2 separate regions of the Homo sapiens genome follow, and region 1 is linked to region 2. The links are chromatin loops, found by intact Hi-C in ENCODE. Cell type or tissue: natural killer cell. All regions are shown on one strand.

Region 1 (4,000 bases), 210 kb before region 2:
AAACTTTTATTTATTAGCCATGCCGAGGTGTCGTTATTTTACAGAGGAAGACACTCAGGGGCAGTGTGTGTCTGGGGTCGATGACATGGTGAGCTAAGTAGTCACAAAAATTGTATACTTTCATTTGCCATACTAACGAGACACACAGTACTTTTCATGCTCCTCCTACTCTTCTTAGGAGTGAGTTTAGATTTTATTGTATTTTGGAGATCCTCAGCCATATGAGTCACATTGTCCTCAGATGTCCATGTTACAGATATAGACTAATGGCAAATATGGTGACTTTGGGACTATTAAAAAAATTGCGATCATCCAGGGTGATGTAAATTGCTTTCACCTTTATTGATTTTGTTGCCAGGTCTTAACAAACTCCTTTGGGTTTGTAATAACCCGAAGCTTTAACTTTACAGTAAAGAAATTTCATGGTTACACCCTTAGCAATGGGTTAAGAATTATCACATTCTCTCAACTCTGTGTCCTTTCATCCAACATTCTGACAAAGAGGAAAAGATTCTGGGTTAGGGAAAATCACTCTATTAATTCTAGCTATTTATACTCTAATACCGTAATTTTGTAATCTTTCTTGGACACAAGATCTTTCTTGTATTTAAAGAAAAGATAAATTTCATTTTTTTTTTTAGCATTCCAACTCATTCTGCTCTTGTCTGTTAAGATGATAGGAAGACATGGAGACTCAAGTAATTCCTAGCAAGTCAAAGACTAGAACTAGTTAGCCATTAATTATAAAAACTATTTTAGATTATTGACTGGAATGACTGAAATTTAATCTAGTTGAACTTCAGAGCCCAAAATATGGACTTTTCTGCCCTTGGACACAGGGACAGAGGCAGACTGGGACTTTAAGATTGGGAGGCCTCTGCTGATGTGGAGGAGAGAAGGGAAGCGACTAAATTCAATTAGGGACTAGTAGGAGCAAATCAAATCTGCAGCTGGAAGAGATCATCCAGCAGCTGCAGCTAGATCATCATAGTGACTGTAACCCAGACAAGAAAAACAGAACGTGGGAGGCCATCTGCTTGCAATTTCCTTATGCCAGTATTAAAACAATGTTAAGGCTTACTGACTTTTTTTTAATGAAGAGAAAAAAGTTTACCAAAGATGAATGATGAATTTTTTTTGTAAAAACAAAAAAAGTAAAAATGACTTCCATTGATAAAAATCCCAATTTCTAGATATTTAGATCATTTCTTTTTGTAAAAAAAGTTTGCTATGAAAAACAATACCGTGACAAGAATTCCTTTTCCTTATTTCTTATTGGGCACATCCCAAATTTTCTCTTAAGATAAAACCCTAGGATTTAAATTTCTAGAGTGAAGGGTGCATGTATAATTAAGGTTTTAAAATATGTAATCAACATATTTTACAAGCTGTTGCATTTTTCTATGAATTTCCTACCATTTGTTTGGAATTTACAGAAATAAAGGATACACTGTTGTTCCAGAGACTCGTGAAGTTAGATGGAACTCTCAGGGGCCAAATGGATAATTTCTACTGTGTTAGGTTTTCTGAACGTTGTCTCCTTGCCAGTTCCATAACCTCTTCTAACGTCAATACTCAGCCTCCGGTCTGCTGCTGTTTCTGCTTTGTTAATACCGGAGGCCACAGCTAAATGAACCATTGGGACGATCACATTCTCTCTTTTAAGAATTTAAACTAAGAAGCTTTAAGTCTAAGACACTTAGAGTATGATGCTAGACACACTTCCAGATATGGGAACTCTAATATCTTATAGAGTTGAGGCCAAGAAGGGTCATGTGGCAAACTATGATAAGTGGAAGTAGAAAACCCTTCTATGGGGGAAGCCATAAAGAAAGAAGCAGACACTGAAAATCAGGGACTATGTAGCCCTAGGGAAAATGTAAATGGTACAGTCCCTGTGAGTCCCATCGCTAGATTCTGTAGTGTGTCCTATGGGACCTTCTTGTGCCTTCTGAAGATCTGTGTTGATCTCCATCCAAGACTCTTGACTCCAGGTTAAATTACAAAGCTTTTACTTCAGGAATATCAGTCATTTGTATGGTAGATCTTAGGAAACACAGGGGTCCATAGGCCTTCAAAAACAGAGAACCATATTTTCTGAAATATAAATTAGGTCATATCTGACAAAAGATTACTTCCCATTTTGGTGCATTTACATGAAACATTACCACACTAGAATCATTGCCCTCAGGCCTGCTCTTAACTGCTTGGACATATGGGCTTTCATTCCCCTCGAGTTTGCTTTGATTTATCTAGTATAATGGTTCTCCAACTTTAGAGCGCATTAGAATTACCTGGGGGCTTGTTACAACAGAGTGCTGGGCCCCATCCTAAGAGTTTCTGATTCAGTAGTTCTGGGATATGGTCAGACCATTTCTGTTTCCAACAAGTTCTCAGGTGATGCTGACACATCTAGCCTTGGGACCACACTTTGAGAACCACCGAACTATTGAGTATGTGAGAATGTCTCTTAGAGAAGAAAATGATGTAATTTCTAATATTTTTACTATTCACTCTTGGGAAGACCTTCTTAGCATTAACTTTTTCCTGTATCCTCTTCTCCCTTCTGCTTCTCTGCATCCCCCAGCCTCCACCCTTTGTAAATCTTTTCTCTCAGCTGCCACGTTCCACCATGGCACTTCCCACACAGCTTGGCAATTGTTGCCTGCCCAATTAACTGTTAGCATCCTGAAGGCAGGGACTTGTATGTTTTATCTGTGTATCCTCACTGACTAGCACCATACCTGGACATGGCAGGAATAAGATACAAATGTGCTGAGTGAAAGAAGGAATGAATGAAAATTCCTTTCTTTTCTTACTGATTCTTAAGGTCCCTGAAAAAGTCCATCTCTGGTGGACTTGATTCTTTCCGTTCTCCCTCGTAAAACTGGGATGCTGTTGCATATCTTTCTTGACCTATGTTCTTAGGATATAGGTAGCTCATCAGATGGATTACAGTAGGGCAAGGGAGAGGAGGTGTGTGCATGCACATGCAGATGTGCGTGCCTTGTTTTCCTTTCCTTATATTATCTCCTTGGTGTTCATCATGTGTAACAACAGCTGTGCAAGTAGGTGGAGATGTCAGGAATCTCTGGCACATCACATATCTCCTGAAGAATGTCCAGTTCATACAGAGTTTTATTTTACTCTGTGGCTTACAGCTCTTGGCTCCGCTTGAGTAGCAATGCATAACCCACAAAAGTAGATTGTCATTCATTTATGTAATTTCTCATGACTTAAAGGCCTCTTGATATAGCACAAATAAGCATTAGACTAGGAATTAGCAATCTAGGATTCTAGTCTTAGCTTAAGCTCTAATTAGCTGTGTGCCCTTAGCCAAGTCTCTTAATTTGATTGTATGAAGAAGGCTTTAATTCAAATGACTTATGTACTGTGCTCAAATCTTAACACTCTCAGCATCTGTGAAGCTAAGAGGAATATGTTCTCAAGAGTGTGACATGGTTTAGGTGTATGTTTGTTTTCATGCTAAGGTCTGACTCATGTCCTTCTAGGAGGTAGTGAGGTCATTTGCTGAAGACATTCAAAGGACTGCAAATAATGATGTGTAGCAGCAGCCTGTCCTGTGCCTTTGGATACTTTAGAAATAAATGAAAAAAGAAGATTTAAAGAGAAGGGGCCAGTCAGAAGAGATCTTTTGCATCTGTTCCCATGAAGAAGGAAGGGAGCCCTTGTCCCTGTCTGAGTCCTTAAAAGAGACCTTTTTTTTTTTTTGAGTCAGAGGAACCAGACACATCAAAACATTCTCTTCTTTGAATATTTATTTGTGTGTTGTTCTATATCTTGTCCTATGGAACTTCCTGAGGAAAGTGATTGTATGGTTGACTCCTGAAGAAGACAACGTGATCTTAGAAACATGCTCTCTAGAATCCAAAGAGAGTCCAGATTTAAAGTATCTGCATGGTCACTTGCTAACATCTTCCAAGTGTCCAGCTGTTATTATTACATTATGTTTGTGTTTGAATCTTGGGAAATATAGTTT
Region 2 (4,000 bases):
GGCCTTTCCCATCATCATAGTACCACTCCATAGGTCAGCACTATTCACAATAGCAAAAACATGAAGTCAACCTAAATTCCCATAAATAGTAGACTGGATAAATAAAATATGGTATGCATACATTGTGGAATACTACACAGCCATAAAAAAGAACAAGATTGTATCTTTGCAGCAGCATGGATGGAGCTGGAAGTCATTATCCTAAGCAAACTAAGGCAGGAACATAAAACCAAATGCCACAGGTTCTCACTCATAAGTGGAGCTAAACTTTGAGTACACATGAACACAAAGAAGGAAACAGCAGACATCAAGGGCCTACTGGAGGGTGGAGGGTGGAGGGTGGGAAGAGGGTAAGGATTGAAAAAGTACCTATTAACTATTAATGCTTATTACCTGAGTGATGAAATAATCTGCACATCAAACCCCTATTACACGTAATATACCTTTATAACAAGCTTGCACATGTATCTCTGAACCTAAAATAAAAAGTGGAATTTTCTTTTCTTTTTTTTTTTTTTTTTTTGAGATGGAGGCTCACTCTATCGCCCAGGCTGTAGTGCAGTGGCATGATCTCGGCTCACTGCAACCTCTGCTTCCCAGATTCAAGCAATTCTCCTGCCTCAGCCTCCCGAGTAGGTGGGACTACAGGTGTGCACCACCATGCCCGGCTAGTTTTTGTATTTTGAGTAGAGACGGGGTTTCACCATGTTGGCCAGGCTGGTCTCGAACTCCTGACCTCAAGTGATCTGCCCGCCTCAGCTTCCCAAAATCTGGGATTACAAAAAGTGGAATTTTCTAAATGAACAACAACAATTACAACAGATCAGAGATAGTGCTCAGCACATAGTAAATGTTCAATAAAATGTTTACTGAGAAAATAATTACAAATTAAGATACTTAATGAAAATATTTGAGCTGAAATAATCATATAATTCCATTAGGAAAAATTAAAATTTATCTGATATTATCAACTTCTTCACCATCTATGGGGAAAGTAGTCTTTCAATGAAAAATATGGTCTACAGAGAAGAGCCAAGCAAGAGCGTAAACATTTTCTAATTTATTAACTATTAAGTGTAGAGGATTGATGAAAATTTCATATAAATGATGAAAACCATATGACCACAATAAAAAGAAGCATTCTTGAGAAAAATACAAATGACATCTTAGTATTAATAGATAGCTAAAAAGTATATAGAAACAGCTAAAAATGATTACTGTAAATGAATATTGCCAAAACAGTTATTCTGTTTGTTATTATTTAATGTTCAGAAAATTTATATAAAGTTTTTTTGCTTCAATGCAACAGATAAGTGCTATATTTTTGAAGCAATTTGATTTTTAAAACAAGTTTTCAAATAGAACTATTTCATAAGTCTGCCAATGACATAAACCAATTTGTCAATCAAAAAATTTAAAAACATTAATTTTAAAGTGTTCTGGTTAGGATAATAGATTATGTGGTTACTTTACTCATATCAAAAGTTGTTCATTTGTTTTTTCTCTTTAGGTGTTTGCGGCATCTTCTTTTTATTTCCTGTGTTCTGACTTGTTGCTGCGATGTTGATGTGTTGATGTGGGTGAGAATCTAATTTCTTTCATTATGCTGAGCACTCATGGAGTCCCTTTCAATCTGGAAATTTATAATTCTCATTTTGGGGTAATATTGCTTGCAATATTTCATCTTTAATTCTTTCAATTGTTATGTTTTCTCTCTTCCTGTATTTCCTCATCCTTGATCTTAGACTTTCTGGGATAGTCTTCTAATTTTCTTTTTTTTCCATCTCTTTTTGCTCTACTTTCAGAAAGATTTCCTTAACTTTATCTACCAACTCTTTTATTGAGAGTTTCATTTTTACAATAATTAAAAAAAAAACAGATTTCCACAAACTTTTTTTCCCGTGTTATCTGAATGTTCATGTTGTTTCTATAGAATCTATTCTTTTTATGAATCCAAATATAGTCTTCTTTCTTTGGGGATATTAATAATGGTTTTACTTATTAATACTTCTTAATTTAAAGTTTTCTTTGGTAATATTTTTGTGTGGATCTTTTGTCCTCTATTGACTGGTTATTCATGATTAAGGGATGGGGCCTTAAAAACTGATTGAAAGATCTGAGTGCATAAGTGAGACTGGTCAAATTTGAATATCTCAATGGGATTATCAGTATCTGTGCGTTTTCCTTATGGGTGGATTACATACTCCGAAGTCTACTCTATGAGTCTACTGGATAGCAAAGGTCTGATGTGTTTTGTCTGGGAGCCAAACCATTCAGCATTTAGTATTCATATGATCACTTCACTTTCCTTTTCTTGGTATTATTTCCCATACAGACCTTCAACTCTGACTGGCAATTAGCAGTCCCTAAAACTTTTTGTTTTTATCCTTTCCAGGAAAAAGTCCTTCAAATTTCTTGGGCAGAGTTAATAGTTCTGAAGAACAAACTGGGAAAGGGAAAGGAGAAGGAATCTAGTAGAAATCTAGCTGCTTCAGAAACAGCTTTTCTCACTCTTTTTCATGGAGTCACTTTTCCCTAAATTACAAGTCTAGAGTTAATTGGGTGTTGGTAGTTCCAGAATCTTTGGAAGACTCTGTGGTGGAATGGATTTTGTTATTAGTTTTTCAGCCAATTTTTATTCATCTTTCACAGGTTTCACAAGTCACTGACACTGGTTATCTGCTTTTCAGGTTTCAAAGACCTGTCACTGTTGTCTCCCCTGCTGCTCTCTTCATCTTTGTGGATTAAAAGGTTTTTTGGGGCTTGTAATTTTGGCAGCGTTTCTGGAGTGAATAAATTCTGGGCGTGTGTTTAATCTGCCATCATAATCTTTATAGATGTTATACTACAGTCTTCTTTAAGTGTCTGTTATTTTATGATGAATTTTCTTTCATTATGATTTGCATTCTATATTACTTTCTTCAATCATTTTAAACATACTGATTATATAGGTTTTTTCTTTTTTCAGATCATAGAATCATCCAGTTGTTGAAATGAGACTTCATCGATGTGAAACCATTTCTTTGTGTGGTCTGTAATTTTTTGGACTGTGAGCTTCTGTCATTATCCACCACATCCTCTCCCTACCCTCCCTCCTATGGGAGTTGCTTGTCTTGTGCATGGCAGAAATTTTGCAGGGTAGTTTTGAATTTCCATCTGCATCTTACCCACTCAAGACAAGTTTTTTAATGTTAATTTCTTAGCTTGAGGATTCTTGTTCTCGACAAGCATGTAAATTCTGATTTCATATGTGCATGTTTTGGAGGCATGGGTCTCACTTTCTCATGGTAGCATTTTCTTTTTCTTATTTCCATTCAGAGAAATTCTTTCTGTTTCCCTAGGCTAGTGGGGCTTCTTCCACTGAAAAGACCATTATTTCAGTCTCTTACTTTAGGCAGAGTAGCCAGTGCAGCCCCTACTTGGCAGAGACTCAACACCATGTTATTTCTTCAGAAGCAGACACTGACATGAAAATTTATATGAAAAGAACATAGTTAGTGTTCGCTGGAAAAATTGGGGTGTGAAGAAATGGGAGTGGAAAGAAAATTTGGCCAAGCAAGGGCATAGTATCAAAGTTCTGCTAAGAAAACTTTGGCTCAGTTTTGAAGTGCAGATTCAAAGGTCACACCTTAGATCCCTCCTCCATAGAGGGAAGGGAGTAGGGGTAGCTACAGATTAATCTGTAGTTAAAGGCTTCCCCAGGAGTGATATAAATATCCAGGAGATTCCAACTTTACATCAGTTCTCAAAGGGGATCTAGCAGTCTGAGGCCACCTCGCAAATTAAGAGATACAGGTGCTGACTGTTGTAGGGGATAGTACACAGGGAGGATGAGTGCAAGAGTTGGTAAAGAATCCAAAGAAATGTGGGTAGAGCAATGGCATTTCCTGTTGCCTCCTATCACCACTGTCTGAAGCTATGTTCCAACTCTGCTCCCTCACTACCACTGCTGGCATGGGGGAATATGTCCCCTTCTCCCCTTTTCTCTTTACAGTCCTTC

The links. Peaks named below come from ENCODE experiments on the same cell type or tissue, not always from the same donor. Only the 100,000 strongest peaks of a DNase experiment are listed, where the experiment ranks them.
Region 1: it touches region 2 in a loop (3-fold over the local background); 1 of 110 quality-filtered maps calls a loop at or near these places.

The regions. Positions count from the first base shown.
Region 1 is chr5:40,570,103-40,574,102 of GRCh38, reverse strand. No RefSeq gene overlaps it. Among named protein-coding and RNA genes, the nearest start is that of PTGER4, 110 kb to the left of the region's middle. RefSeq lists an enhancer at 2,923-3,152. In natural killer cell, no CTCF peak of the experiment used is centred here; no DNase peak of the experiment used is centred here.
Region 2 is chr5:40,359,130-40,363,129 of GRCh38, reverse strand. No RefSeq gene overlaps it. Among named protein-coding and RNA genes, the nearest start is that of LINC00604, 120 kb to the right of the region's middle. In natural killer cell, no CTCF peak of the experiment used is centred here; a DNase peak (open chromatin) is centred at 1,559; H3K4me3 peaks cover 280 bases; H3K27ac peaks cover 1,261 bases.